Regions from separate parts of the Homo sapiens genome. Here regions 1, 2, 3, 5, 6 and 7 are each linked to region 4. A link is a loop called in an ENCODE intact Hi-C map of the cell type or tissue named here. Cell type or tissue: endothelial cell of umbilical vein. All regions are shown on one strand.

The links. Peaks named below come from ENCODE experiments on the same cell type or tissue, not always from the same donor. Only the 100,000 strongest peaks of a DNase experiment are listed, where the experiment ranks them.
Region 1: it touches region 4 in a loop (3-fold over the local background); 17 of 110 quality-filtered maps call a loop at or near these places.
Region 2: a loop joins it to region 4, with 2.5 times the contacts of the local background. A loop is called at or near these places in 6 of 110 quality-filtered maps.
Region 3: it touches region 4 in a loop (4-fold over the local background); 24 of 110 quality-filtered maps call a loop at or near these places.
Region 5: it touches region 4 in a loop (12-fold over the local background); 8 of 110 quality-filtered maps call a loop at or near these places.
Region 6: a loop joins it to region 4, with 8 times the contacts of the local background. A loop is called at or near these places in 39 of 110 quality-filtered maps.
Region 7: it touches region 4 in a loop (9-fold over the local background); 28 of 110 quality-filtered maps call a loop at or near these places.

Annotation. Positions count from the first base shown.
Region 1 is chr16:49,703,101-49,707,100 of GRCh38, reverse strand. The region is part of intron 3 of ZNF423 (zinc finger protein 423); the gene reads left to right. Among named protein-coding and RNA genes, the nearest start is that of ZNF423, 150 kb to the left of the region's middle. RefSeq lists enhancers at 1,601-2,281, 2,184-2,283. In endothelial cell of umbilical vein, a CTCF peak has its summit at 2,114 (motif pointing right); no DNase peak of the experiment used is centred here.
Region 2 is chr16:49,440,060-49,444,059 of GRCh38, reverse strand. All of the region lies in intron 2 of LOC105371244 (a long non-coding RNA gene), which reads left to right. Among named protein-coding and RNA genes, the nearest start is that of LINC02179, 24 kb to the left of the region's middle. RefSeq lists enhancers at 281-782, 2,304-2,583, 1,839-2,786. In endothelial cell of umbilical vein, no CTCF peak of the experiment used is centred here; no DNase peak of the experiment used is centred here.
Region 3 is chr16:49,594,340-49,598,339 of GRCh38, reverse strand. All of the region lies in intron 5 of ZNF423 (zinc finger protein 423), which reads left to right. Among named protein-coding and RNA genes, the nearest start is that of LINC02179, 130 kb to the right of the region's middle. RefSeq lists an enhancer at 881-1,401. In endothelial cell of umbilical vein, no CTCF peak of the experiment used is centred here; a DNase peak (open chromatin) is centred at 2,059.
Region 4 is chr16:49,856,191-49,860,190 of GRCh38, reverse strand. It overlaps a transcript of ZNF423 not described here. Among named protein-coding and RNA genes, the nearest start is that of ZNF423, 2.1 kb to the right of the region's middle. In endothelial cell of umbilical vein, CTCF peaks have their summits at 2,355 (motif pointing left) and 2,939; a DNase peak (open chromatin) is centred at 3,010; H3K4me3 peaks cover 2,592 bases; H3K27me3 peaks cover 628 bases.
Region 5 is chr16:49,641,551-49,645,550 of GRCh38, reverse strand. The region is part of intron 3 of ZNF423 (zinc finger protein 423); the gene reads left to right. Among named protein-coding and RNA genes, the nearest start is that of LINC02179, 180 kb to the right of the region's middle. In endothelial cell of umbilical vein, no CTCF peak of the experiment used is centred here; a DNase peak (open chromatin) is centred at 1,830; H3K27ac peaks cover 1,204 bases.
Region 6 is chr16:49,489,937-49,493,936 of GRCh38, reverse strand. It overlaps ZNF423 (zinc finger protein 423), which reads left to right. Exons shown (of 8, transcript NM_001379286.1): 8 at 2,633-4,000. The coding sequence ends at 2,662. Among named protein-coding and RNA genes, the nearest start is that of LINC02179, 26 kb to the right of the region's middle. RefSeq lists enhancers at 166-787, 788-1,411. In endothelial cell of umbilical vein, a CTCF peak has its summit at 1,578 (motif pointing left); no DNase peak of the experiment used is centred here.
Region 7 is chr16:49,607,392-49,611,391 of GRCh38, reverse strand. All of the region lies in intron 5 of ZNF423 (zinc finger protein 423), which reads left to right. Among named protein-coding and RNA genes, the nearest start is that of LINC02179, 140 kb to the right of the region's middle. In endothelial cell of umbilical vein, a CTCF peak has its summit at 2,390; a DNase peak (open chromatin) is centred at 1,241; H3K27ac peaks cover 385 bases.

The sequences.
Region 1 (4,000 bases), 150 kb after region 4:
ATCACATAGTGCCTCGCAGGCCATGGAAAGGGGTGGGGATTTTATTCCAAGCCTAGTGGGAAGCCATTGGAAGAGGTCAGCAGAAGGGTGACAGGATCCGGTGTGTGTGTTTAACAGATCCCTCTGGCTGCTGTGGATAGCATGGGCAGGTGTGTGGGTTGTCCTGGGGGTTTGTTTATAGGTTTCTCCTTCCTGGCTGGCAGTCATGGGTCCTGGGACCACCTGCCATGTGAGGCCGAAGGTGCCCTTGTGTTGTTGGTGCCCGGAGCCATTACCTCACTTTGTCTGGGTTCTGGACTTTCTCTTCTGTTTCTGGGTCAATCAGACCTGGCCTTTTGAAGCCAGATGGAGGCAGAAGACCTTCGGGTGATGTTTAGATCTCTAAGTTGCTGTAAATCTCACTGAAGTGACCTATTTTTCTTCCATGTTGCTCTTGTATTTTTTATGAATGGATGATAAAAAATGTGGCAGGGTCATTTGTTTTAATTTCCTTCTGACACCTGGATTCTGTGTTTGGTGGCAGCCATCCCACCAGTGGCTGGAAGTCTGCCTCCAGGCGGTGGAGTGGCCCTGGGCCCAGTTCACACCTGGCTCTGTTGTGAATGGTGGGGCAGCATGCCCTGGTCCCCACAAGGCAGTGAGCCCCCTTTAGAGCACAGGACTGGAGGGTCAATGCTGGTACCCAGGGATGGGATTCTTCCAGCGTGTCTGTCTGATTGGCCAGGCAGCTGTGGCCATGGCTGGCCTGGAGGTGAGAACTTGAAGGCTCTATCCTTTTGGGACTACAGTCCTGCCCATCTTACGGAGGGTCCAATTGTTAAATGGAAACTAGTTCTTCAAGGCAAACTGGCTTCACCTTTGATGGGGAGTGGTGAGGGGTCAGTTCTGAGGACTGACAGCCTCCAGTGCCCATGAGACCAAAATTCATTTTTTTTCCTAGGGTGGCCATTTGTGGTCATGTCTGGCCCTATTTTCCAGGCTATCTTACCACTCCCCACCTCACCCTTGCCTTTGAAGTGTGTGGTGCCCTTGCCCACGCTGTTCTCTCTGCGTTAAACACCACCCCGCAGTGTGCCTCCCTGTAAAGCCATCCCATCCTTCCAGTCTTCCTGGAAGCCTTTCCTGACCTCTACACAGATGGTCGTCCACGTGCCTTCTCTGGGGTTCCCAGAAGCAATGGAGCACTTGGACACTCCCTTGTTTCTCAAAATACATTTTTCTTGTTTTATGCTTGCTATATAAACTTACTGTGGGGCCGGGCGCAGTGGCTCATGCCTGTAATCCCAGCACTTTGGGAGGCCAAGGTGGGTGGGTCACCTGAGGTCAGGAGTTCAAGACCAGCCCAGCCAACATGGCGAAACCCCATCTCTACTAAAAAGACAAAGATTAGCCTGGCGTGGTGGTGGGCACCTGTAATCCCAGCTACTTGGGAGGCTGAGGCAGGAGAATCGCTTGAACCAGGGAGGTAGAGGTTGCAGTGAGCCTAGATCGCACCACTGCACTCTAGCCTGGGCAACAAGAGTGAAACTCTGTCTCAAAATCACGCACAAAAAATAAAATAAACTCACTGTGGAAGGTCTATTAAGTACAGAGAAGTGAAAAGAAGAAAATCCAGTTATAACCTAGAGATCCAGAGAGTCATTTTGGCATTCATCCATCCACATTCTTGTTCTGCAATCTGCTTTGTTTTTGTTTACCCATAGGTTGTAAACAGCTTATCATATTAATATTGTCCAAAAGCCTCCTTTTAATCGGCTTTATACTGTTCCATTGTGAGGTTGTGCTCAGGTGTGTATTACAGTGCCCTATAGCTAGACAGAGGGCACTCCCCATCCCAGTGATCCACCTGCCATGCTGTGACCATGGCAGGCTTTGTGAAGGGCTGGGGCCTTGACTCTGTTGAATGAATGAATTCTCCTGCATTCACATCTGTCTCCTGATGTACCAGATAAGCCTGTATTTAAGGCCTTCTTATTCTCCCATCCCAAGTGCCCTCCCACCTTTTTCCCAGAAAGAAGACAGGACAGCCCACCGTGCTGTCATTTAACCTTTAAAAGTGCAGGCCAATAGCTCGGGCAACAAAGAGGCTGGAAGGGCTAGGCAGGAGTGGGTGCAAAGGGTGGCCTCCTGGAGGTGGCAGTGTTGGCACAGGTTTGTAAGTGGCTTCCAGGCCAGGAGGGAGCCCAGGGAGTTCTAGGTGGCCTGGGGCTGCTGATGAGCAGGAGAGACTCCAGTTGGAAGTGGAGGTCCCTTGGAGCTGGGAAGTTTTCATGCCTGGTTCCAAGCTCTGGCAGCCATATTTGAAGGCCCACAGTGCAGCTGAGGTGGCACTGTGGTGTTTGGGAGTCTGGTGTGTGTGTGTGCTCTGCATAGCAGTTACATGGGAGTGGAATTCTGTCCTCTGTGTGTGATGAGACACAAACCTTCATACTCCCTCCAGATCTACTGGAGCCTGGGAACAAAGCCTTCATTTATTCAAGCATGCATGCATGGAGTAAGCAAATGTTCACTGCATCTTCCTCTCTATCAGGCTCTATGCTGGTTCCTGCTCTCACAGAGCTCACAGTCTTGGGGGTGAGGGTACAGCTATCCCAGTTTGCTCATGACTGACTGACTAATGGGCTTCCTGGTATGTATGTAGCATTTTCAGTTCTAAAATTGGGGAAGTCCTAGACAAATTGGGACAAGTTGGTCACTGGGTTACTGTCATCCAAGGAGAAAGGTGTCAGAGCCCTGTGGGTAGGACTGAGGGACCCAGAGGAGGGAGGTCACCTCTGGATTTCCTGTTATAGGTGTGGCATGCTTAGTGGGAGTTTTCGTGGAGTGTCATGGAGTGGAGTTGAGATGCCCTAGAAGGGGGTTCTAGCGAAGATTCTTCCCTTCTCCTTTTCAGTTCTTTATGCCCCTGCTCCTGTGTTCCCCCTCTGGCTATGGCACAGCCAGGGTGTTCCAGAGGGGCTAAGACTGCCCTCTGGAAAGTGGATCCCTGAGACCCGGGCTCAGTCATCCCTTTCTGCCTCCAGGCCCTCTTTGAAGAACAGGGTTCTCTGAAGTCCACTCTGAAGGGGAAACCTGCCCTTCCTCCCTTGCACTGAATGGAGTCTACTGGGGTAGACTTAAATGGCTTTTATTTATGGCCTGGGCGCATCACTCATCAGTTGCTTCACTCACCTCTTCACTCACCACAGGGCTCCTGTTCATCTCTTATGTGCCGGGCACTGGGCTGGGCACAAGCTGGTGATGCATTGAACCCAGGGTGGGGCATAGAGGAGCTGGGAGATAAACAACCCCTGCCAGCCCAGCGAGTTAGGGCGACCTAGGAGCCAGCCAGCTCCAGAAGCCTTAGCAGCTTCTCACCCAGGACAGCTGGTGGGAAGGAATCCATTAAGTCAGCAGAGCCGGATCCACCCTTGCTGGGCCTCCCTGGGCTGACCCCATGGGGCTCCCCTGCTAGGTGCCTCTCTGGAGCCTTTGTCCCTAGAAGTCTGTGAGGGGCCTTGGGAGAGTGGAATCTTGCACCCTTCTCTAGGAAGAGCCATTTGTCCATTGAAATGTAATTTTCTCCTGAAAGGAGGAAAAAGACAGGAAGGGCCACCAGGTTGAGGATAGGATTCTGGTCCCAGATCCAGAGTAAATTTCCAGCCTGCAGGTAAAGTCCCTGAAAAATGTAGGGCTGGGTGGATGGGCACCCTGCCCTGGGAAACCCCCACCCCATCCCTGACTCTAAATGCCGTTGTGCCTAAAAATTAAATTGAAGTCAGAAATGATTTTTACTCCTTCACATGCTTTAAAAAAAATTCAATGAAGGAAAACCCCAAGCTGACGTAATGGATAGAGTACAGTTCAAAAAGAATAAATGTTTTCAAGAAAGAAATTTCTAAAGGAGATTTCTTTGTGTGTTCCAGCGGCCATGACACGGTTAAGCAGGTCGCCTCTCTGGTCCTGGTGCACCTGTGGGGAGGTTCTAGCGGTAACCGCAGAGCCCAGGAGGGAGGAGGGC
Region 2 (4,000 bases), 420 kb after region 4:
TAGACCTTTTTCGGACAGTGGCTTGAAGACAGACAGGCTCTCCTAAGAGATGGAAGCCCAGGGTGTTCAGCCCCCACTGTCTAAGGCCCCCCAACTCCAGGAGCCCCATATGTTCCTACCAGACCATAGGCTTAACTGGATGTAGGCCAGGGGTGGGGGAATGTGCTCTGCTTGGCATTGTAAGGTGCCAGGCGCACCTGAGCAGCTGGACAGGTGTGACAGATGCCCTGGATTGCATGGAGCTGGCTGTGCCTGTGCACACACACCCGTCTGCACCCCGTCCTCCCCTCCCTACACCTCCCTGTCTTCCCGGCTAGCTCAGGTGTGGTGCATCTGTGGCCCATTGGCAGCTCTCTTGCCCGCAGTGCACAGGGAGCTGTCAGGTTAAAAGCTGGCTTGCTCGATTTGATCCCACATGCGAGCTGTTTTATTTCCCTCTCTCTCCCTTACACGGCTTCGGTGTGCTTTTATAAATATTTCACTAGCCTTGCTAAAGTCTATTTCATCTCTCTCTTAAATTTATTAAATATAAATGCAGCAACAACTCTACCATAAGTCTCTCTTTGCTGTCAAAATCTCAGGCTCCCATGGAAGTAAATATAATTTGCTTTGTTTACCGTAGGTAACTTGGAGCCCTATCTGCTATCTCAACACCCCCTAAGCACCCCCAAATCTCCCTGTTTTTGTTAGCAGGGGTCTGTCTCATCCCAATGTAGTGCACGGGGACACGGGTCACGCTTTGAAGAGGGCGTGACAAAGGGGCTGTTCTCCGACACTCGCATGGCAGGGAATTTCTTGGTCCGCTGGTCCCTCAATGACACAATCAATGAGTAAAGGGGGATACCTTTACTCATCACCTCAGACCTGAGCACGCCCTGGGCCCCATTTGGGCAGAGCTTTGCTCTTTGCTTTTCTTTTAAAGTAAAGGGCCCATCTGCTGCAGCTAGTGACCTGGCCAAAAAAGACACAGACTGCTGTGAAATGATTGAGGGCAGTGACTCCCCTCCCACCCCAGGAGCCAGAGCCGACAGAGCCAAGAGCAAGGCAGGAATTCAGGTCCCCAAAAGCAAGCCAGAAGCACCACCTCCAAGCGCCCTGCCACTTCCTTTGTTCTTTGTTAATTGCAAAATAAACACAACCCTGCCCACCGACTGTGGAGAAAGATTTCTGCCAACTGGGGGACCCGGCAGGTAGTGGGCAGGCATTTGCCCTCCATCAACCACATGTGATTTCCTGGAGGAGAAGGGGCAGTAGAGAAGGGGCAGAGTGGCAGGGCTGGGATGGACCTAGCTTAGGGCTTGTAGGTCAGGGAAGTGAGGGAAGTGGATGTCAAGATGGAAGACACAGGCACGCTTTGTTTGCATCTGAAATCAGTGAGAATAGCTTTCTCTTCCACAAAGAACTGGATCTCTTTCACCCAGGTGAAAGGTGCTATTTCTAGCTCTTATTTCTTAATGAAAATGGCCCTCTCAGTCTGTCCTGTTTTTCTCTACTTTTGGTGGTGACATTGGAGCAGAACGATGGCATTTCCGCTTTCTATAAGAAAGAGGGCCAGGCTTGTCTAAGAACCCCCACCCCTAACTCCTAGCCTGGCATCTTCCATTAAACTTGCAGAGATGAAACAGGTGACTGACATCTTGGGCTGGGGGGACAGACGTTTAGAATTAGCTCCTGGATGCATCCAGGAATTCAGATCTGTGCTAAAACTCTCTATAGCTCCAGAAGACTGGCTTTTACAGTGGCTGTGCCCTGGAGTCTCAGAGACTGTCCTGCAGATTCAGGAAGAGAGGTGTTGTACGGACTTGCAGATTTTCTGTCTCACCGTCCCATTTAGACACAGGAAGACAAGAGAAAGTTACCTCTAGGAGGTGAAAGGAGTAAGTTTTTTGGGGGGGTCAACTGAAGATCTGTGTGAGAACCTTTTCCACACTACAACAATAGACTAAAAAAAATTGACTCAGCTTACATAGAATGCAATTGTTTTGTACAATTATTTTGCTTAAAAAGTGAAAAGGGTTTTAGAATTGTGGTTTTGAACTTGTTAGTAATTTTGATTTTTCAGTTTTATTCTTGTATTTTACAGTCACAATTATTATTATTTTTTTCTTTTTAGATCTCAAGCATGTTTAATGGCCCCCGAAAAGAATCTATAGACCCCACACTGTTTATGGGGTAAATCAAGCCTCTGGGTCTGGGATGGAAGAACCAGAGTGTGGGGTTTCAGAGAAGGGTAGTGGGGAAGAAGCCACTTGCTCTGGAGCAAGTGATCATTGGGCCTTCCCTGGGATGGCCCCAGGGAGCACGCCTCTGGCCGACCTCCACCGGCCTGCCAACCCAGGCTGCGGGGGCGGCTGCGAGTCCCCCGAAGGTAAATGACGCGGCATCAGCGGGGTCCCTGTGTCAACTGCATGATGGCTTTCAGGCCTGGGGCTGGTGGCTTCCTGTCTCACCGCTGAGAGCGAGGCTATTTCAGGATCTCGCTGCTTCCGTCTGTTCCGGGGAGGGCAGGATGGAGGGCGGGCAGTGGAGAGGAGGCGGAGGCCCGGGTCTACATCTACCAGGTGTTTCAGAGGCAAACTTTCTTTTTCCTCCTGTTTCTGCTGCCCACTGCTGGTGGAATGGGTTTGTCAAGTTGGCATTACTTTCTTTGAAATGCTTTTTATTCACTGCTTTTGGAGTAAAAAACAAAACTCAGTCATATCCCTACTCAAGGCTTGGATAATTGCCCAATACAGCAACATCTTCTGTAGTAAAATTTACCTTCAAAAATCCTGTGAATCATTAGGACCTGATGGGTTCTGAGAATTTCACTTATTTTGTTTGTTTGTTTGTCTCTTGGGCATTTTAGCTGTGCCTTCCCTGTCCCTGGGGCGATGGGGATGAGGGAACAGTGACAGGGTCAATAAATGCGCCTCTGCCTGCCTATTTCTCTCTCCTTCTCTTTGTCTGCACTCACTTAGCTGAATTTGGGTAAGATGGTTGTTTGTGGGAGCCAACCCCATTGTACTTCTGCACAGTACGTTTACTGCTGTCAGAACACTCTCACACGCACACGCACCAAGCCATTGTTTGGGGAAACTTCCCTGGCAGGTCGAAGGAATGGAATTGCTGTCTCCATTTCCCATCTCAGGACGCTGAGGCTGGGAGAAGGGGACCGGCCTGTGCGGGTTGCAGGATGCGTGGCTGGGGTTTGAAGCAGCGTCCCCACCCCCGTGCGTGGGCTGTTGCCATTGCCCCACGTTTCTCACGTTTCCCCTTGGCCTTACTTGAGATTCCCTGTTCCCTGTGGAGGGGCCTAGGAAGGGCCCCTGATTGACTTTTGGCCCCAAACCGTGACTCTCTCTCAGAGGTGGCTCAGGGAACTTTAATGATTTAGGGCAGCGCTGCTTAGCCAGGGGCAATTTTGTTTCTCAGGGGACATTTGGCAGTGTCTAGAAACATTTTTGGTTTTCACAATTGGGGGTTGCTACTGGCATCTAGTGGGTAGAGGCTGTTAAACACCCTGTAGCCCAGAGGACAGGCCCCTCCTGCCCTGCAACAAACAATTATCCGGCCCAGAATGTCAACAGTGCCAAGGGTGAGAAGCTCTGGTTTAGGGGAGTGAACTCCAGGTGGTTAGGAACTATCGCCACATATTTCTTGCCTTCTTCTAAGCTCTCGGTCCATGATGTTCAGCAAGGAGTCACTGAGCACCTCCCACACGCATGGCACACTCCCATCTAGGCTGCCTGCCTGTGCCATCTCCTTACACTCTCAAAGGCATGGTAAAGTGGGTGAATCTCTCCATAGGACTCATGAGAACATGAGGGTTTAGAGGGTGTCACCGTTGGGTGTCCTGGGAGGTAGGCTCTGGGGTGGATATTTGTATGCAGAACCAGCCTCTGTAGGGAGAGAGGGACTCAGGATGGGGCAGAGAAGGAGATGGGCGGTGATGCAGTCATAGCAAAGGCCTCTGTTGATCCCCTGGGAGCCCTGGCACTGCTGTGATCATTCAGAGATG
Region 3 (4,000 bases), 260 kb after region 4:
CAGTTTTCCCTCAAAGTTTTATAAAGTAGGAGTTATTGTTCCCATGTGACAGATGAGGAAATGGAGGCAAGGAGAGGTTCAGTAACACACCTAAGCTCTCACAGCTAGAAAGTTGCACAGCCTGGAGGTATAGTCAGGCTACCTAACTCTAAATGTGTCCTTCTCACCACTCCTGTCTTCTTTCTGGCTGTTTTCTTCAAATACACACATGTGAGGAGAAGTTGAGGAACAGTTTCCAGGAAGCAGATACTACCCAGGGAAGGAGGTTGTGTGTGATTGACAAGCTCTCCCCATGAGGACCTGTTCTGCATTGTGGGCAGGGGAGAGTAAGGGAGGGTGGGAGTCACCCAGGAGGCTGCCGTAGGGAGGGTTGAGCTATGTTTGGGTTTAGGAGAGGATGCGGGGAAGGTAGCTGTGATTACCAAATATTCCAGCCCTTTTTGACTGAGGAATGAACAAGGCCAGGGCTGTGGTCCTGCCCTCTTCATAATGGTATTTGTAAAGTCTGTGTTAAATGCAGAGAACCAATAGTAATATAATCTCTGAGTATTGTGCCCTCTTAGAGCTGTAGACTTGCAGATTGTTGGAATCACAGAATCCCAAACTCTGAGAACTGCAGAGCTCTAGAATCATAATGTTGGGGGCCTCCCATTTACACGGTACCTAAGAGAACGGCACCGACATGCATGGACACCAGGCAGGCTTGCACACGGCAGACTGGAGCATCCTCTACAGCAGGCTGTCCAAAGGAAATAGGATTCGAGCCACAAGTGCAATTTCAAATTTTCTACTAGCCACATTTAAAAAAAAATTAAAAGGAAACCGGTGAAATTAAAGAGTATACTTTTTGTTTAACCCAATATATCCAAAATATTATGATGGTACCATATAATCAACTTAAAAATTATGAATGAGACTTTTTTAACATTCTTTTATCGTACTAAACCTTAACAATATGGTGTGTATTTTGGACTGACAGCACGTCTCAGGGTAGACCCACCCCATTTCAGTTGCTCAGTAGTCACATGTGGCTAGTGGCAACTGGAGTAGATAGGATAGCTCTAGGTAGGAGACCCTCCTCCCCCAGGTTCCCACTGGGAGGTGCATTGTGAGGCCTGGGCTGTGGGCTGATCTTCCCCTGGCCAGAGGAGCAGGCTCTTGGGGAACATTGGCAGTGGCGTTACTCTTTTTGTGGTTTGGAAACAGACACTCCCAACTTGGAGTGCTCCAGCCATCTTGCCAGCTGCTCCTGTTCATCACAGCTGCTCCAGGGCTGACCTTCAGAGAGATCTCTCGATGCCCAGAGAGAGCTCTTAGGTGGTTGGATGGAGCCCGAAGCCCAAGCCGACCCAACAGGGCAGAGAGGAGCCACGTGGCCGAAACCCCAGGCATCCTTCTTGCTTCTGCCCCTTGCTGGAACAGAATGGCTGGGCTGTGCTTCCTGGCGTGTGGCCCTGCCATATTCCATCCCTGCCTGCCAATCCCTAGGGGGTGAAGAGGTGGGAGTGGGGAAGCACACAGCCCTGTGCCTGACATCCCCCTCCTCTGCACAGCATGCAAGGCCACCTTCCCGGGCTGATGCTGTGAAAGCGATTCTCTGTCTCTCTCCTGCAGCCACGGGGAGATAAAAGCCAGGGCTGTGGGGATGGTAGAGAGGGAGCCAAATTATATTTATAATATTAAAGTGAGTGCATTTGTGGCTTGCTGTTCTCCAGGGTTTTTCATAAGTAGAAAAACACAAATTAGCATTTTCCATTTCCATATATTGACTAGAAAAATCGCCTGCTCTCAATTAAGACCTATAGCTTTTGGGATGTATGCAACAATTTTATAAAATATTTACAGCAAGATTTGCATTTTACATGGTGTTACAGTTTTTCTTGTGTTTAGGAGTAAGGGCTGAGGCCTTCGAGAGGAAATACATTCTCTGGAATCGAGGGGGAAGGAAGCTGCGGGCTGTTGTTTTTCTTGCCTTCTCTATCTACTCCGGCTGTCCAGGGCTGACGTTGTCTCTGGTAATTACCTAAGGCTGATCCACCCCTGAGCTATTTGTTAGTCTGTTTTCAAAGCCCGTGCTCCTTTGACAAATCTATTACTTTCCCTTTAAAACTTGCCGGAATGGAGCTGTTTGCGGCTTTGTGCGAGATGAAGAAGAACATTTTTTTTTCCCAATGTAAAAGCATGCCGTAAAGAACATAGCTATTTCCTGGATAATTTGCAGTTGTATATTTTATGTTAATTTCACCGAAAATACTGCACCCCTGCCAGGTTTAGTAGTGGCTCACTGTGATATGAATAATTTCTAGTGAATCATTTTTTTTTCTTCATTTAAGATTTGGCACCTTTTTAAGATTTTAATAATAGCAACAAGGAGGAAGATTTAGAACAAGTGAAACATTAGTGCCAAAGAAATTCACGTTGAGCGCTAATGTAAAATAGCAAGAATAATTACATGGAAAGCAGTTTCCACAGATGTTTTTCCTTGTAATGTAATAACTATTTACTAAACTGTTTATTTTAGGCCTTTGGTTTATAATAAAATATTTATACATTCTCTGCTGTAATAAAAAAATATTGACAAAATACTATAGAGGTTTAAAAAGACAATTGATATTTTTATTTTCCAGGAAGCGAGCATGGTTTAAAAGTTTGGTGCTATTTTGGTGGATGTTTCAAGATTAGTGAATCTGGGTTTGGTTTTTGAGTTCATTTCTTAGTTTACTGTTTCAGAACTAACTGCACAGAAAAATTTTGTTAGCCTATCATTGGATGCAGGTACTGGTGGGCACTTTATTTTTTAAAATAGAATTCTTACCTGTGAATCCCTCCAGTTGAGTGCTAAATATGAGTTGCAGATCTCTCCCTATTAATCAGTCAGGCTAAGCTGGTCTGTGGCTGGGAAGGCAGGAAGATGCTAGTGAGTGCGCCTGGGAATTTAAGTTCAGGCAGGATCAGGGGCTGTTTGGAGGGCAGTTTAGCCCTGGGGTTTCTGGAAAGATTTGACCTTGATTTTCAGCCTCTGTCTGTAGCCACTGAAGTATGTCCAGGGACAATGTCCCAGTGTGGGTTTACCACATGTGAGCTCCATCTGGAGCTGGGAGTGGCAGGGAAACCCTAACTTCTTGAGCCCCTCTTTTGTACTGTCCTCATTGGGGAGGAAAACCAACAGGAGGGGACACAAGAGAGACCCCCCCACCCCCACCTCAGCAGCACTCCCTGCCCTCCCGCCTTTAGCTGTGACGCAGATCGTGCTGTTGGGGTCACCCGGGTGTTCAGGGTGAAAATGGCCAAGGTGGTGGGGTGGAGAGGAATTTAAGGACCAAAACAAGAAAGAGGATGCCAAGGAGTTCTGAAAGAGCCTGGCTGGGCCTTGTCTGTGTTTTGGGAGCAACTGACCAAGGTCCAGTTTTGTAAGAACCAGCCTCCTTCCGCCCTCTTGCTCTCCCAAGACATCTGCGTTGACAGCCCTGTGTGTGCCTGTCGTAGCTCCTGAGGGTATGTCTGTGAGCCTGAGTGGTGGCCTCTGTGTATCATGTTGTTCTTGCTGCTGTTGGCCGTGTGTGCTCTAATTTGTGTTATATTTGCGCCTGTCCATCTGCATCCCCGTGAGTTTGTTTCGAGTCTTCTGTTTATGGGTTTAGATGTCTTTGTGCCTGTGGGTGTTTTTTTGGGCTAACACATTGGATGCTTCTTTCTGTGCTTTGTGTTTGTCTTTGAGTGTGTTTGTGGTCTTATGTGTTTAATGCTTTGTATTTGGATCTGTGGGTTTATCTGTGTTTTTGTGTCTATCTTGGAGTGTATGTCTCTATATTCCTGTCTGTGTGTTGTGTGTATGTTGGGTGTGACAGTGAACCCCTCTTCTGTATGCCTGTGTTTTTCTGTTTGTGTCAGTATGCACTTGTGTGTGTGTGTCTGTGTGAGAGAGGTAAGCATTCCCTCTGTTGAGAGAGGCCTGGGGGCTTCCCAGCTTGGAGGCAGCTGGCTGTGTTACCGCAAGGGT
Region 4 (4,000 bases):
ATCCCTTGAGCAACTCTGGGAGCTCTGCAGGGATCATAGGTCTGAGGCCACAAAGTGAACACTGCCTTGTTTTCTTTATTGTCCTATCTTGTTTTTGTAGCCCACCAGACCCTCGTGCATTCACCAGACTGCTCAAAATGACGCCTGCCTCTTGAAAATTCAAGGAAGAAGCCTCAGTTGCTGCACATGTAGGAAAAACATTCTTAAGGAGCATGGTTGGGGAAGGCACCGCCTTGGGCAAGAGGTTTCCCCTCTTCCAGCCAAGTTATGACTTTGAAGGAAGATGCACCTTTTTGTGGGCAAAGTCTTACTTGTTCTCAAAAACCTCAACTTGGAATTTCTCTTGCATTTATGATGGTGGCTCCTGCTCCTTACAGCTTACAGTGGGTTTCCACAGCCACTCCTCCAAGCAGGGCAGGAGCAGCTGTTCACTTTCCGGCGAAGAAGGAGAGCCCAGAGGGGCCCCTTCTCATAGGGGAGGGGACTGGACCCCCTATTCCCTGCCAGAAGTAGGCAGGTGGGGGGTATAAAACACACCTGAAAATGACCCTTTCTGGTCCAAGGTCACCCGTGAGAAGCAAGGCCCAGGTGTCACCTGGTGTCCCTTGAGGCCCTTGCAGTCCGAGCTCAGAGGTGGGTGGGGATTGCAAATAAGGAAGGCACTATTGGCTTTTTGTTCCTTTGAGATTTTCCTTAAAACAACATTTTTCTGGAAGGAGTTAAAAATGAAACAAGCTTCAGAAGAAGCGGGACGGGCCGAGGCGGGGACAAGGTCGGGCTCCCTCTGCACCCTGACTGCCGCTGAGCTGGGAGACGCCGAACTTGGCGGGGGAGGGCGGAGCGTCGGGAAACGGACATACGTGCAGGCGACGCGTGGGAGGGGGCCCGGAAAACTTTGTGAGCGGCTCCAGGATCTCGTCCTTTCGGATTAGGTCAGGATGGGCTATTGCGGGCTCCCCATCCTGTTGCCCCCACCTCCGTCCTCAGTCTTCAGCAGGCCCCTAGGGGTGGAAAAGGGCAGCCCCGTGGGACTCCAACCACCCCTCTCCCCCGACGGCCCCTCTTTCGTCCCGCACACGCATTCCCCACCGCGCTCCTTTTGTCCGCCCCCTCACTCTCCAGACTCCCGGCTGGGCAGGATCCGCAATCTCCAGCCCCCCAGAAAGCCTGGGCGGGCGAGCTGGGGGCCGTTCCCCGCCCCCTACCTCTAGCAGAGGCAGCCCGCGGCGGGGGCACCCCAGAGCCGAGGCCAATCGTCCCCCTCCCCCAGCGTGTGCCATCTGCCGCCTGTCAGCCACTCTCCGCGGGCCTCGATCCCAGGCGCCGGCGGGGGTGGGGGAGCGGCTGATTCTGCCCCTCCTTCCTGGCTCCTTCCCAGGCGCCTCGCGGCCCCTGCCCTCGCCTCGGCCCTTGGCACCCCCGGTTCAGCCCAACTCCGTCCATCCCTGGGCCGCGGGGGCGTGGGGGGGGGGGCTCCTATTCCCTCCGGGAAGGCCGAGATGTTGGACACTCTTGGACGCACAAGCTGGGGAGGACTGTGGCCTGGGGATGGTAGCGCTAACCTGGGGAGGGGCGGCCCTCAAGGCTTAGGTCTAGTTAGGGGACGTCTCGGTCCTGGCCTCCGCCCCTCTGGGGAGCCTCGCTCGCCCGCTGCCGCTGTCAGGGTGTCCAGCTAGGCGTCGCGTTTAGCCCGTCACCCGACTCTACCTCTGAGACTGCCTAGGGCGCGCGCGCCTGGCCCCCCTGCCTCAGGCCTCTCCGCATCCTCCAGCTCGCGCTCCCCAGCCGCGGGGGTGCGTGGGTGGCATCTACCTCGGCAATCAGCCCAGCACGGGGTTGGCGAGCAGGGCCCGGCGGGACCGCGGAGAGAGCTGAGCGGGGCCGGGCCCGGCTGGCCGGCAGGCTGGGGAGCGGCGGGGCGCGGGCACCCTGCGTGGGGCGGGCGCCGCGGCCCGGCCGGCCCCGGCGCTGTTCTCGGCGGGCAGCGGGTTTTTCCGTGAAAGGTTGCCCTGGGTAACTCGTCTCCGAGGGGACGTAGCCCTCCCCTCTCCAAGTGGCAACTTATCGATCCGAGAGATTGATAACCCCCAGCGCCGCGCCGTGCACCCGCTCCGTTCTCCTGGCTCCGGGGCGCGCCGGCCCAAGGTGGCGCCACTCACCCGGGAGGGGGGCGAGGTCGGGGCCGCTCCCCACCCGAGACCTGGCCGCCTGCAGCTAGTTGGGGAGGGAGAGGCTCCGAGGAACGGTTTAGGGGAGCCGTCTGGGGAAGACTTTTCCCAAGTCAGAACCCTTCCCGGGCCTGCCCGGAGACCAGAGTCTCAGCCGGTTCAGGAGCTGCGGGGGACGCGCGGCGCCCCCTGGCGGCTGGGTAAAACCTCGCAGAAAGTAGCAGCTGGTTTATTTCTTCTGACAACTGCGCGGGGAGGGGGTGCTCCTGCAAGGTCTCAGGGGTAAGGTGTTCCTTTTACAGTCGGACAGAGGAAGTGCACACCAGGCGCGAGAATTCTACAAATAAGGGTGTAGGGGGCGCACGGGGTTAGCCCAGTGGTGGAAGAATTTGTTGGATGTGGGGCAGGGGTGGTCTTTGAACACCGACCGGTGGGCAAAAGCCAACCTGGCAGAGCCAGGTCCCTGGATAGTTCATGTGCGTGAGGCATACATCGCGAGGTGGCAATACTAGGGCAGCCCAACTCCGTTTGCTCCCCCATTCTTTCACTTTTTACAGTTTGTGAGGCTCATGCGTCTTGGCGAGCTTGACAGCCGCGTGGGCCCTAAGTGTGTTCCCTCCTCCTGCCCCCGGTGCAGCCAGCGCCCGAGCCCCGGCCCCGCGTGCTGGTGCGGTGCCCGCGCCCGCGCCGTGCCTGCCGCCGCCGCCGCCGCCGCCACCACGGTCCGGGTTTTGCGGGCGGCCGGAGCTGTATTTCCAGCGCTGTCCATCGCTCGGTGCTGTTGGCCCTCTCTCCGTCTGATCCGAGCCGGAGCAGTGCGGGGCGCCCCACGGGATCAGAGCGCTCCCCCGCCGGGACTCCGCTCCTCACATCCTCCTGCTGGGACCCGGCTACATTTCCAGCCAAGCCTGGCTTTATTATGTGTCTCTGCAGTGCAGCCCCAGCAGCCGGATCGGGAGGAGGAGAGCCAGCGACCACAAAGAAGACAGGAGCGCGAGGGAGGCTGGCGGGCGGGCCGGCGCCGGCTGGAGCGCGGAGGAGCCGGGGCGCAGCCGCCGCCGCCGCTGCCCAGGAGGACGGGAGCCCGGCCGCCGCCGCCGCCGCCTGCTCGTCCTCCTCTTCCGCCACCGCGGCCGCCGCCTCCCCCCTCTCCGAGCCCCTGGCCCATGGAGGCAGCTAGCGGGGCCGGCGACTTGGCACCGGCCTGGGGATCGGCTGCGCGCCTCGCGCTGAGCACCGCAGCCCGAGGGCAGGCAGCGGCGGCCCGGCGCACGGGCTGAGCGATGCCCGGGGCACGGGCGCGCCTGCCGGCCGCCGCCTGAGCGCCCCCGCGCGCCCCTTCCTCCTCCGGGGGGCCGGCGCCGGGCCGATCCGAGAGCCAGAGAAGGGGGCGTGAGCCAGGGGCCCCGAGCCGCGGCTTCCGAGCCACTGCGGCCGTTTCGAGCCTCCCCTCCAAGTAGGCTGAGTTGAGGGACCCCCGCCCCCCATCCATCATAATCTCCAAACCAGGCGCTTGGGCATTTTTGAGCCATTAATATTTATTATTTTTTTTTGTGCGGCAGGGGATAATTCGAAGGCTTCTTTTTTTTTTTTTTCCTGGGGGGTACTGAGCTTCCGCGCTCCCGACCGCCTCCCGGTCTCCTCCCCCCTTGAGATACCCTCGACTCCAGCCCCGTTCCCCCTCCTCAGATGGGTTCATTGTGAGCTCCGCACCGGGCTGCGTGGCCGGACGCCTGCAAACTTTGCACAAAAATCCGGCAAGGGGCGGAGGAGGAGGAGAAGGAGGAGGAGGGTGAGGGTGGCGGTAGGGTGGGGGAGGGAAGGAGGGGGCC
Region 5 (4,000 bases), 210 kb after region 4:
AAAGCATCTAGCATTGGGAGTCAGGAGACTCCTCTTTCCAGTTTGCTCAGTGCCCTTTGACTATTCCATTCCTACATGTCTCTGCTCATGGCAGACATCATCAGTTGATTGCAGCACTCATTTCTTTGGACCTGAGATAAGGCCTTGGAATCCTTCTGAACACAGGATTCTAGGCAACCACTACCAATTAGCTGGGCTTGTAAGTTTTCTTCTCTTTTCTGGGCCTCAGCTTTTCCATCTGTATCATGTGGGATTGGGTAGTTGGTTCCTGAGTCTAGGGTCCCATTCCTCTGAGCTTAGGGAAGGGCCACAGTGATTCCTATTCTTGGAGCTCTGTATGGGGGCAGCAGAGAAGCTCTGCTTGGTGTATTACAAAGCTTTGTCCTGTCGGGAACTGGTCTCCTTGGCAATTTTCATTTTTCTGAAGAAACAGTTGAGTGGCAAGGAGTCTTTTTGGGGACTTTGTGAAGCACTGTAAGGCCATTTTGTGTCTATCATGAAGATGGTCTTGATGGTTGGAGTATTGTACAAGGTGATCTTTATATTCATATGGCAGGGGCTATAGAGAGCATGAATTCCAGCTTCCCATGAGCCAGCAGAGGCAGTGGAGGCCCAGCCTCCTGATGGACTCTCTGCCCGTTGCCCCAGCATGACTCCCACTGGTGCCTTTCTTGCTCTACTTGGCCTCTCCTTTGCATGGTCTGGAATGTCCTTGGGGCAGGACCAAGGTGGGATGCACCCAGGCGACCCTGCAGTATTCAGCACAGTCCTGGGCACAAGAGGCCCTGAGGACTGGGATGGAAACCTTATTCCAATGGCTGGATGAGCTCTTGTTCCCTCTGTAGGCTCACGGTTTTTTTTTTTTTTTTTTTTTTTTTTTTTTTTTTTTTTTGAGTCAGAGTTTTACTCTTGTTACCCAGGCTAGAGTGGCATGATCATAGCTCACTGCGGCCTCAAACTCATGGGCTCAGGTGATCCTCCTGCCTCGGCCTCCCAAGTGGCTGGGGTTGCAAATACACATCACCATGCCTGTGTAAATTTTGTTCTTTTTTTTTTTTTTAAGAGACAGGGTCTTGCTATATTGCTCAGACTGGTCTCAAACTCCTGACCTCAAACGATCCTCCCACCTCAGCCACCCAATGTTCAGGGATTACAGGCATGAGCCACCATGCCCGGCTGGATGGTCATTTTTATTCACACAGATGGAACTGCCCAGCTCAGGAATGTCCTAGTAACCTGGAACTTCCTGGGCTCAGCTATCTTCCCCCCAAACTCAATGCAGAGAGTCCCCCTAGTGTTCTTTTTAGGGCCTCTTGCATAGCTTCGATGGCAGGAGTTCACTTCCTCTTCCATGTGTGCCCCCCACTGCAGGAAGGTTCCCTTTCGGCCCACTCCTGTGAGTCTGTGGGCCAGTCACTCTCCTGCCTTGGCCCGAGCACCTTCTCCAGCATCTCTGACCTTGATTCTCTGTGACAGAGGAGCCGTGAGCTGTGGCTCCCAGCCATTCTGGGCGGCCACTTGCACTGCTCAGCCTAGATGAGGTGTGTCCGAGGCAGTTTTACACACTGTAGCATCAGCCTGCTGAATTCATGTCCTGCTCCATGCTGGTCACCAAGTGTGACCACATGAGCTTGGGAATCACCTGGCTCTTTCTGCTGCTGACGTGTTCTGAAGCCCAGTTAATGTTCTTTTTTCAACTTAATTGAATTTTTATCAAAAATTCTCTCCTCTTTTATGCTTGTTTTCTTTCTCTTCCTGCAGCAGACAGCAAAAGCCTCATATAACCCATTTCCTATTTGGCCTTTTTGCAGGATTAGTCATTTTTAAATGACTTTAATCTCCATTTTGCAAGTGTGTGTGTGTTTTTTTAACTCATTTTTGTTATAGTTCTTTGATTGCATTTACTCTGGGGGGCAGGGGAAGCATGGGTCTGTCATTAGTCATTGTACTTCCCACTTGATTTTCTCATGCTTCTCCTCCCAAAGTGGGGGGTGGGGGGTAGTGAAGCCTTGTGGGTGAAAACACTGACTGAACAGGACTAAGGGGGGGTTCACATCCTGACTCTGCTGCCTGCTGGCTGTGTGGCACTGGGCAAGTCACTCAGTCGCTCTGTGCCCTGGTTTTCTCATCTGTAAATGGAAATTATAACAGTCCCTAACTCATTAGCCTATTGAGAGGATTGAATGAGTGAGTACACATTAACTCTTAGAAGAATGCCTGGCACACAGCAAAATCGATGCAAGTATTTACTTGAAAATAAAAATGTAGCGACTGAACAGGACTTTCCTTGAACCCACCTTCTTCCTGAATTCTGGAATGTTCATGTTGGAGGGGACTTTGGGATTGCCTTGGCCACAGTTGCAGGTGTGTGTGTGGTGTCCAGCATCCAGCATGAGGAAAGTGTCATTGCTATAAGAGAGGAGAACCTTGGGCCAGGCGCAGTGACTCACACCTGTAATCCCAGCACTTTGGGAGGCTGAGGCGGGTGGATCACTTGAGGTCAGGAGTTCGAGACCAGCCTGGCCAACATGGTGAAACCCTGTCTCTACTAAAAATACAAAAATTAGCCGGGCATGGTGACATGTGCCTGTAATCCCAGCTACATGAGAGGATGAGGAAGGAGAATTGCTTGAACCTGGGAGGCAGAGGTTGCAGTGAGCCGAGATCACACCACTGCACTCTGGCCTGGGCCACAGGGCGAGACTCCTTCCCCTCCTGCCCCTGCCAAAAAAAAAAAAAAAAAAAAAAAGAAAAGAGAACCGCTTTCTCTGCTGACGCCCCTGTAGATACATCCCGAGCTTTGGCCCTAGCTTATCTCTCTAGCCTGTTTCTAGAGCACTGAGCTAAGTCCCCCCAAAGCAAAATGCATTTGGAGGGGGTGGGATGGCAGCAGGCGAGGTTGAATGTTCTTTGAATAAAAGACTTTAAACAGGGCAATCTGAGTTTGGGACTTTATATGTCAACATGCCCATTTTCCCTGATTGGGCCTTTTCAGTTTAAGGAGCCTTATTTTCATTTCAATTCAGATGATTATAATCTCAGCAGTGGCTCAGCTTGTTGCTCCCAGAATAATACGCTTTGCTTTAGTTTCAAAACTTGTTTGCAGAAAAATAAAGCCAAGCAGCCAGCCTGCAATGAACCTTGGGTACTCTGGTGCCGGGCAGGTTAAGATTCTCCTTTTCAAAGCCTACTGGGTGAATGACTGATGTGGGGCCTCGGGACCAGGTTCTGTACTCCTACAGGATGAAGTTTGGCCAGACACTAAATGGGGCATCTGGCTTGGTACTGGGGGCCAGTTCCTCACCTCCCTGAACCCCACTTCCTCATCTCAGAAATGGGAATGTTACTGCAGACAGCCAGATATGGTTGTTGTGAGGATGAATAGAAATTAATTGCGATAATAGACATACTTAGCACAGTGCTGGCACGTGGGACATTCTCAATAAATGGAGCTGTTAATATTGTTAGCACTTGTGGCACTAATTAGTACTAATTCTTATTATTGGCAAAATAGTGCTTTTGTTTAACAACTTTATTGAAGTATAATTTGCATACCATAAAATTCACTTGTTTGAAGTGAGCAACTCAGCCAGTCTTTGGTAAGTTTACAGAGCTGTGCAGTCTTCACCCACAGTCTAGTTTTAGACCATTTCCCTCATGTCAGAAGGATCCCTGTCACCTGTGCAGCCAGTCCCTGCTCCCATCTCCAGCCTCGGACAGCTGCTAACCTGCCTTCTGTCTCAGATGCGCCTTATTCTGGACATCTCATGTCAGTGGCATAATAGTGCTTTCTCCCATTAGTTTTTCTCATCCACTCCTCCCAGTGATTCCCTTTTTTCAGATGCGTAAAGTGAGTGGTTAAGAGGAATGTTCAGGGCATGGATGAATTCATAGAGGAGCTGGGAGGGCTCTGGCTCTGAGTGAGTGTCTTCTGGTCTTCAGGTGGTGTGAAAGGTTTAGGAGCAAATGAACCCTGGCAGAAATATCTGTTCAGGCTTGT
Region 6 (4,000 bases), 370 kb after region 4:
CCTGTGGAACAAAGTCCATGTTTGTTGGTACTCAAGGCCTCCACTGTCCGTAGGCCATGTGCCCACCAGCCTTCCTGTGACTTCTGTGCTGGGACCTGTGCCTGCATCGCCACTTGGATTCTAGGCTCCACACCTCCGTCTCTGCTATTCTTTCCTCTTGGAATGCCCTCTCCCCTTTCCACATATCCACATCCTATCCATACATTCATTCGTTTTCTTTCCATTGACTCATTCACAAATACTGCCTGAGTGTCTACTTTGTGCCAGGCCCTAGGAACCATAATTTGAGGACAAGAAAGAGCTGTCCATGTCTCCCTTCCTCATGTCCCCTCTCTTCCTCCTCCCTGTCCTCCCCCTAATAAAGAATGACCCACCCACACCAAGATAGCAGGGGTTTTTGACTGGCGGTTGGCAGGGTGTGAAAGTGCAGACCTCCAAGTTGCTCCTGGGCAGCTGTGCCTGCTGGGGATTGGAGGCCCAGGCGTATGGTCAGGACAGTGCATGCCCAGCCCTGGGTCCTGAGAAAGGAGGTGCCGCCACCCTGTGTGCAGCTCAGCAAAGGAGGTCAGTCTAGCTCATGAGAGGTGCGTGGCTGTGTGGGAGGTGGGCTGCAGGTGCCTGGAGAGGTCTGCAGGGATGGGAAGTGATCCATGTGCCTAGAGGACTCAAAGAGCAGCTTGGTTGGGAGGGAGGAGAAGGGAGGCGGGAACTGAGTCAGCAGAGGCTTGAAGGTAGCAGGAGGATGGCTGTGTAGAGTGTGGATTCGGCTCCCCACAGGACTAGCTGGCTGTCCCTGCACAAGTACAGGGAGAGGTGCCACGGCTGGAGGGTGCGGGTTCCCATGGAAACCGCCTGCATCCCATCTGTGGCCTCAGACAACCTGCCTGGTGCCTCTGGGTCCCTGACGCCCCCGACCGAGGTGTCAGGCCCGGCCGGCAGAGGTGGCACTGTGTCTGGTGCAGAATGCGGGTGATTTGCAGACTGCGGTGCCCATGGGGTGCAGGCCCTGGGAAGCCTGGCTCCCCTGAAAATCCCCTTGCTCTAGTGGATTCCAGCCATCTGGTTCAGTGCCCGGTGCTTCCAACCTGGGTGACCTTGGGCCTGTAATTTTTGCCTTCCTAGGCCTCGGTGTCTTCATCTTAAGAAGTCCCACCTCGCAAGGCTGTTGTGAGGATTGAAAGAGCGGTGCCTGCCACGGCACAGAGCACGCATGCCCACCAAGCCCCGGCCGTGCGCCTGCTCCGCCCGCATGAGCACGAGGCTGTCGCTTGGCGCTGTGGGCATCTGCTGGGAGGCAGGCGCGGGCTGCCTCTTCCCGGCCGGGAGCTCGCAGGAAGGGTCGGTGACATTACCACGGGGGCCGCAGCCTTCGCAGTGCCCGTCACGGGAAGGGACTGCGCGGGGCCCTGCTCCAGGGAGCAGGAGTGGCCCGTCTCGGCCCCGGCCCCGGCCCCGGCCCCGGCCTCGGCCTCCGGGCGAGGCTACTGGCATCACCTGGTCGCCCTCGCCGCGGACCCGAGCCCAGGAGAGACGCGGTGCCTCTGCTGACCCCTGGCGGTCAGCGGCACAGCTGCAGGAGTCGCCGGGCCCTGGGGGGCGCCCAGAAGGAGCCTCTCCCGGGGATCTAGGGTCCTGTGCGGCCCCAAACAGGGCCACCCTACACCTGGTGGATGTTGCCTCCTTTCTCCAGGTGTCATGAGGTGGAGCACCACCTGAGGCTTTGATGAAATGGGTCTGAATTTGGAACACGAACCACTGAAAAGAAACAAAAAGACGGCTTTCAGATGCCAAATCCCACCCCCAGTCCCAGGCCGCTGGCTCCTGTGAAACAGATCAACCCTGCTGGCCCCCTCTGGCTGGCAGGGGGAGGAAATGCCATTGACTGTAATGAGAGGGAAACATTTGGCCACAGGGTCCCACCTGGGCCCTGGATTCCTAGGTGCATTCGGCCAAACTGCACTGAGTCCCTGTCTCTGGTTGGGCCATTGCCATGTGACCAAGCAGGCAGGCTCCCGGAGCCCAGCAGCAGAGGCTCCTCCCGCGTCTTCCTGCCGGGTGACCTGTCCCCTGCCTGGGCCGCAGGCACCACGGCCGCCCACTGCCTCAGCACGCCTGTGCCCGCTCGGGTGTTTCTTGGCCGGAGAGCTGCACAGCACATCTGCTGTCTCCCTCTGCTAGGCTCGGAGCAGCCACGGGGAAGACTGAGAGGGGGATGCGAGGGCAGCCTGCAGGCGATCAGAGTTTCCTCCTCTTCATTAGAGGAAAAGGGAGATGGAGAGGTGAACAGGGATGTTTTTAATTCCTGCCTCCTCCCCGGCATTTCCCCTTTCCCTCCACCTAGCCAGTCCCCCCGGTAAGACCTGAATGGTCTTTAAAAAAAAAAAAAAAAAAAAAGCCAAAAAACAACATATAGGGAGTCCAAGTTGGCAGTAACAGGAACCTATCCCCAAGCCCCAAATCAACGTGGCGTCTTGGCAGCTGCGTCCCTGGAGCACTTTTTCCTTGTTGCATTTTGTTTTGTTATAATCGAGACGCTTTTCTGCGGCTCCCGGCGTAAATGCACTGAGTGGGAGGGACGAGCATGCTCTCCATTCTTCTCCTTCATGTGTGTCTCCTTTCTTCGCCTTTGCAGAACCACACGATGAGCCAGCACGCACAGTGAGGGATCGCTCAACAGGACACCTCTCCGCAGAAGGCTTGCCGGAGACGCCGTGGGGAGGGCCATTTGAACATTACATCCAATCAAAGTGTCATTTGCAACCCAGATGTAAAACTCTAATGATTTGGCCATGAGGCGCTGCTATTATAAGCAGCTGGAAATGAATATTAATGGCAGAGATTAAAAGTATTCCATGCTCAGTATTTTTTATTGTCCTGCTACAGCTAGTGTGCTTTTAGACTTTCCGCCGCAGACTACATTTCTAGAGTTAGAGAAACCTGCTTTTTAAGGCTATTGTCCTTTGTTCCTTCATGTATTATATTGATAGTTTTTAAAAAAGAATTAGTGTGATTTTTTTTCTTTGCTTCTTTTTTTTCTTTCTTGTTTTTCTTCCCCCCCACCCCCCACCCCCTTCGGTTAACTACTTTTTAATTGCAATTCTAGGTAATTGTGCATCGTGATGTGATTGCTTGGCTATTGTCTGAATATTTCCTTTTAATTTTTTAATTAAAGACTAATGCTTTGATTGGATTTGCCAGTTCACCGGACAGTGATTAAAACTATGTAATGAATATAATCGGTTTCAGTGCAACTGGATGGTCTGCTTTTAAATGTGACTTAATCTGACTGCAGTAACTAGTACAGTTCAATAAAGGGAATCCATGCGATTAGCATCCGGCTGCCTGGTTCTCTCCTCCCCAGCCTAGGGCCGCGTGGGGGGCTGTCAGCTCCTGTAAGGTGTGTTCCCCTACAAGTTCCTGTGGGCTTGCACACGCCCTTGGGGACCTGCACACAATAGACCCTGCTCCCCTTGGAAAAGAATCGTAGTAACCTAATGCATGCAGACTGGACAGGCTGGCAGTGGCCACAGGAGTCAAAGCAGAAGACCCCTTAATGATGGAATACCCTGATCTTCCCACTCTTGGATGGGGAAACAGAGGCCCAAGGGTAACGTGCAGCTTTCCCAAGGCCACGCAGCAGGTTGGTCACCATGCTGATTGTGAAGTCTTCTTGGCTTTCCCTTCAGGGTTGGCTTTCCCCTTTGTTGGATACAGGCAGGCAAGTGGGTAGCCCTTCCCTTGCCAGGACTCCAGGTGGCACTTGGGTTCTGAGGCACGGAGATGTGTGACTGGGGACTGCAGAGCAGAGCCAGGTAGGAGCCGCAGGTTCCCAGTCATAGAGATCAGTAGGATGTGAGAGCATTGAGACTGGTGGCGGGGGCCAGGTCTGGAGTGAGGCAGGCAGGGGCCTGGGGTACATTATTTCAGGGGGCACTCGCTCTCAGGGCCCCCCTACACCTGCAAGTGCTGGGAATGGGTGTCCTCTTGCATTTTACACTCT
Region 7 (4,000 bases), 250 kb after region 4:
GAGGTACGTCGTATAGTTTCTATTGTTTGGAGGCTTTCCTGCCTTTCTGCTATTAATTTCTAGTTTGGTTCCATTGTGATAGGAAAAAACACTATGTATGATTTCAGTTATTTTAAATATGTTGACATTTGTTTTATGACCCATGATATGGTCTGTCTTGGTATTTGTTCTCTACGCATTTGAAAAAATGTGCATTCTGTTATTGTTGGGTGGAGTGTTGTATAAATGTCTATTAGATCCTGTTGGTCAATGATTTTGAGTTCTTCTGTATCTTTTCTGATTTTCTGCGTAGTTGTCCTATCAGTCATTGAGAGAAAGGTTCTGAAGTTTCCTACTATAATTGTGGATATGTCTATTTCTTCTGTCAGCTCTATTAGCTTTTGCTTAGCATATTTTGCAGCTCTGTTGTTTGGTGCATACATATTTAAGATTTTCTTGGTAGATTGACCCCTTTATCATTGTTTAATGTTCTTTTCTTTCTTGCTAATTTTTTGTTCTGAAGCCTTCATTATATAATATTAATATAGCCTTTTTGCTTTCTTTCAATGAATGTTTGCAAGATATATCCTTTTACATTCTTTTACTTTCAACCTGCCAGTATTGTTATATTTTAAGTGAGTTTTTTGTAGACAGCACATAGGTGAGTCATTTTCCTTCCAGTCTGCCAATCTTCATCTTTTAATTAGTATAGTTAGGTTATTTATATTTAATGTTGTTAATGATATGTGAGAGCTTCAGTCTGCCATTTTATATTTTATTTTCTGTTTTTCATTTGTGGTTTACTTTTTTCCTTTCTGTGACTTACTTGAACATTTTTAAGAATTTTATTTTGGTTTATCTGTAGTGTTTTCATTTCTTGATACAGCTTTTTATCATGATTACTGTAGGTATTATATTATATACACATAACTTATCAAAGACTACTGGTGTCATAATCTTACCAGTTCAAGTGAAATGTAGAAAAGTTACCTCCCGTAGGTCCCTTTACTCTTCCCTACTTATGACTGTCTTAACTATTTCTTCTGCATATATTTAGTACTACATCAGACAGTGTTAACATTTTACATTAGACATCAAACATAATTTAGAAAACTCAAGAAGAGAAGGGGAATTAGTGGTATCTACAGTAAAATTTCCTTACCATGTTCTTTCTTACTACCTAATGTTCCAATCATTTCCTCTCTGTTTAGAAAACTTCCTTTAACCATTCTTTTTAGGGTGATTCTGCTGGTGACGCATTCTCTTAGTTTTCTTTTATCTGAGAGTATCTCAATTTTCCCTTGATTCTTGAAGGTCATTTTCACTGGATGTAGAAGAACTCTGGATTGACAGTTCTTTTTTATTCAGCAGTTGAAAAATGCTCTGCCACTTCCTTCTTGCCTCCATGGTTTCTAATGAGAAATCTGCTGTCATTTGAATTATTTTTTCACTGTGTATAAGGTGTCATTTTTTCTCCAGCTGCTTTCAAGATTTTTTCCTGTCCTGGAGTTTTCAGGAGTTGGAATATGATTTGTCTTGGTGTGGATTTCCTTGTGTTTATTCCTTTTGAGTTTCACTCAGCTTCTCGAATACATCTACATCTCTTGCCAAATTTGGGAATTTTTCAGCCATCACTCTTTTGAGTACATTTTCAATCCTGCCCTCTTTTTTTTTTATCTCCTTCTGGGACTTGAATCACAAAAATGTTATAGTCCCACTGGCCCCTGAAACTCTGGGTGATTTTTATTATTCTATCTCCTATTTCACTGATTCTTTTTTTCTCTTCTCTCTTCTGCTGTTAGGCCTATTCATTGGGTTTTAAGATTTTCTCCTTTATCCATTTCTAAAATTTCCATTTAGTGCCTCCTTGTATCTCCTATTTCTTTGTCAAAACTATCTAGGTCTTTGCTGGACTTCTTTTTTTTTCCACTTGTTTCAAGGATGATCATAATTGTTTATTGACGTAATTCTATGATGCCTCCTTTAAACTCCCCATTAGATAATTCCAACATCTCTGTCATTTTGATTTTGGCATATATTGATTGACTTTTTTGCCATTGAATTTGAGATCTTGTTTCTTGGTAGGATAGATGATTTTTGATTGAAATCTTTATGTATTACATAATGACACTGTGGATCTTATTTAAACCCTCTGTTTTAGCTGGCTTCCTTTGACCCCACTCCAGTGCAGAAGGGGTGCAGATGCCATCTTGCTACTGCCAGGTGTGGGTAGAATTCCAGGCTCGTTTCCTCCCTAGGTCTCCACTCATACCTCTCTGAGCAGTCGTGGTAGGAATGCATCATTTCTGCTCTCCACATGGTCTCCACTATACCAGGAGGATGGGTTAGGGCACTTGTTACTGTTAGGTAGGAGGGGAGTCCAGGCTCCCCATGTGGTCTCTACTGACACCATGGGGAAAGGCCTTGTTACTGCCCAGCAAGTATGACTGTCTTGGCTCCCTGCTAGGGTTTCTCTGATGCCACATTAACAGGGATGGGAAGAGCGGGCGGTGAGTGCCTCATTATATAAGCCTTGCCAGCACGGCAGTCTCAGATCTCCATTCAGCCTTTGCTGGAGTGGATGGTGGTGGGGTCATAGTTTTCTTCTGTGGGGTTTGCCTGGAGCAGAGCTGTTATTGTCTAAACGTTTTCTGTTTTGCCAGGCAAAAATCTTTCCTGGTCCTTTGGCTAGAAAGAGTGGGGTTTGGTTAAGGCTTAAAGCAAAATCCTTGTTGGTGTTTCTGGGTTGCCAGTTTTGTCAGGTCCTAGTCTGGGATATATGAAGCAAAAAGAAAACCCAGGATCCTCACCGCTTTGTCACTCCTTGGGTCCCTGGCTGGTCTGGCTTCTTCTCTCTGCCTTTCTGAATCTTCTTCTGTTTCTTTCATATATAATGTTCAGGGTTTTAGTTGTACTTCGACAGAGGAATAGGGAATAGTACATCTGTGGGAGTGATCTGGAAGCAGCACAGGCAACTGAGAACCTCCATAAACATTGTTTTATTCCACAGCAACTTCTGTGCTAGCTTGTAGGACTCAGGGTGTGGAAATTGGAGCTAAGAGTTTGAGGGCTTGAGCTCAGGCCCCTCCTCCTTCCCCCTCCCCTCCTCTTCTGACTCGCCTGTTGGTGGCAGTTGTAAATCAAGCCTAGCAGTAAACGTTGATACTAACGATCCCTTGTTCCTGTGCCAGCATTGCTTTTTATATTCTTCCCTCCGATGGTCCTTCTCACTCTGGTTTTATCCTCCTAGGAGCTGATGAGGTAGACAGGCTGGGGTGGGGTCCCACCTGACATATCAGATGGGTGCACTCATAGTGTAGACCAGGAGCTGGGCAAAGGTGGGGCATAACTGGTGCTTGGGGGTTGAGGGGAAAATCACTGATCCAGTGTTGAAGATATGGGGTGGTAGAATGATCTCCAGTCATTGATGCCTAGGGCTAAAAGTTGTCATGGGAGTTGGGAGGGGCAGACGGAAATTCCACTGGCCATATGGTGGTCTTGTCCTTCAAAGGAGGACAGCTCTCGCACTAACACCACTTCTCCTGACTGGGCATCTTGAGCCCCCTCCCCGCATTCCCACAGGTGGGGCCTTAGGAAGCTGTTGTGGAATTGTAGCATTTGGATGGATAATGGAAAGGGGTGGATGTTCCTGAGATTTCGAGGCAAATAAAAACATGCCAGATTGTTTTTGAAGCATCAAATGCAAATTGTCAACATGAACATATTTCTGGACTTAACAGTTGAATGTGTGAATTAATTATGGGCCTATTAAGATACAGAATGATCCTTACTTTCATATGACTAAAACAACCCCATTATCCAGCCCTTTCACTTTGGGAAGAGGATTCCGTGGGCTGCTCTTTTAAAGCTGCAGGGGCTGATTGAAATCAAGAAGCTCTGTGACACAAACCCAGCTTCTTCAGTTTTGGTGATCTGCCCCCAGAATCTGGCTTAGGATTAGATTCCCATCAAACATCAACATACACAGTAAAGAACCCATAGCTTTGGGAAAAAGGTAGTC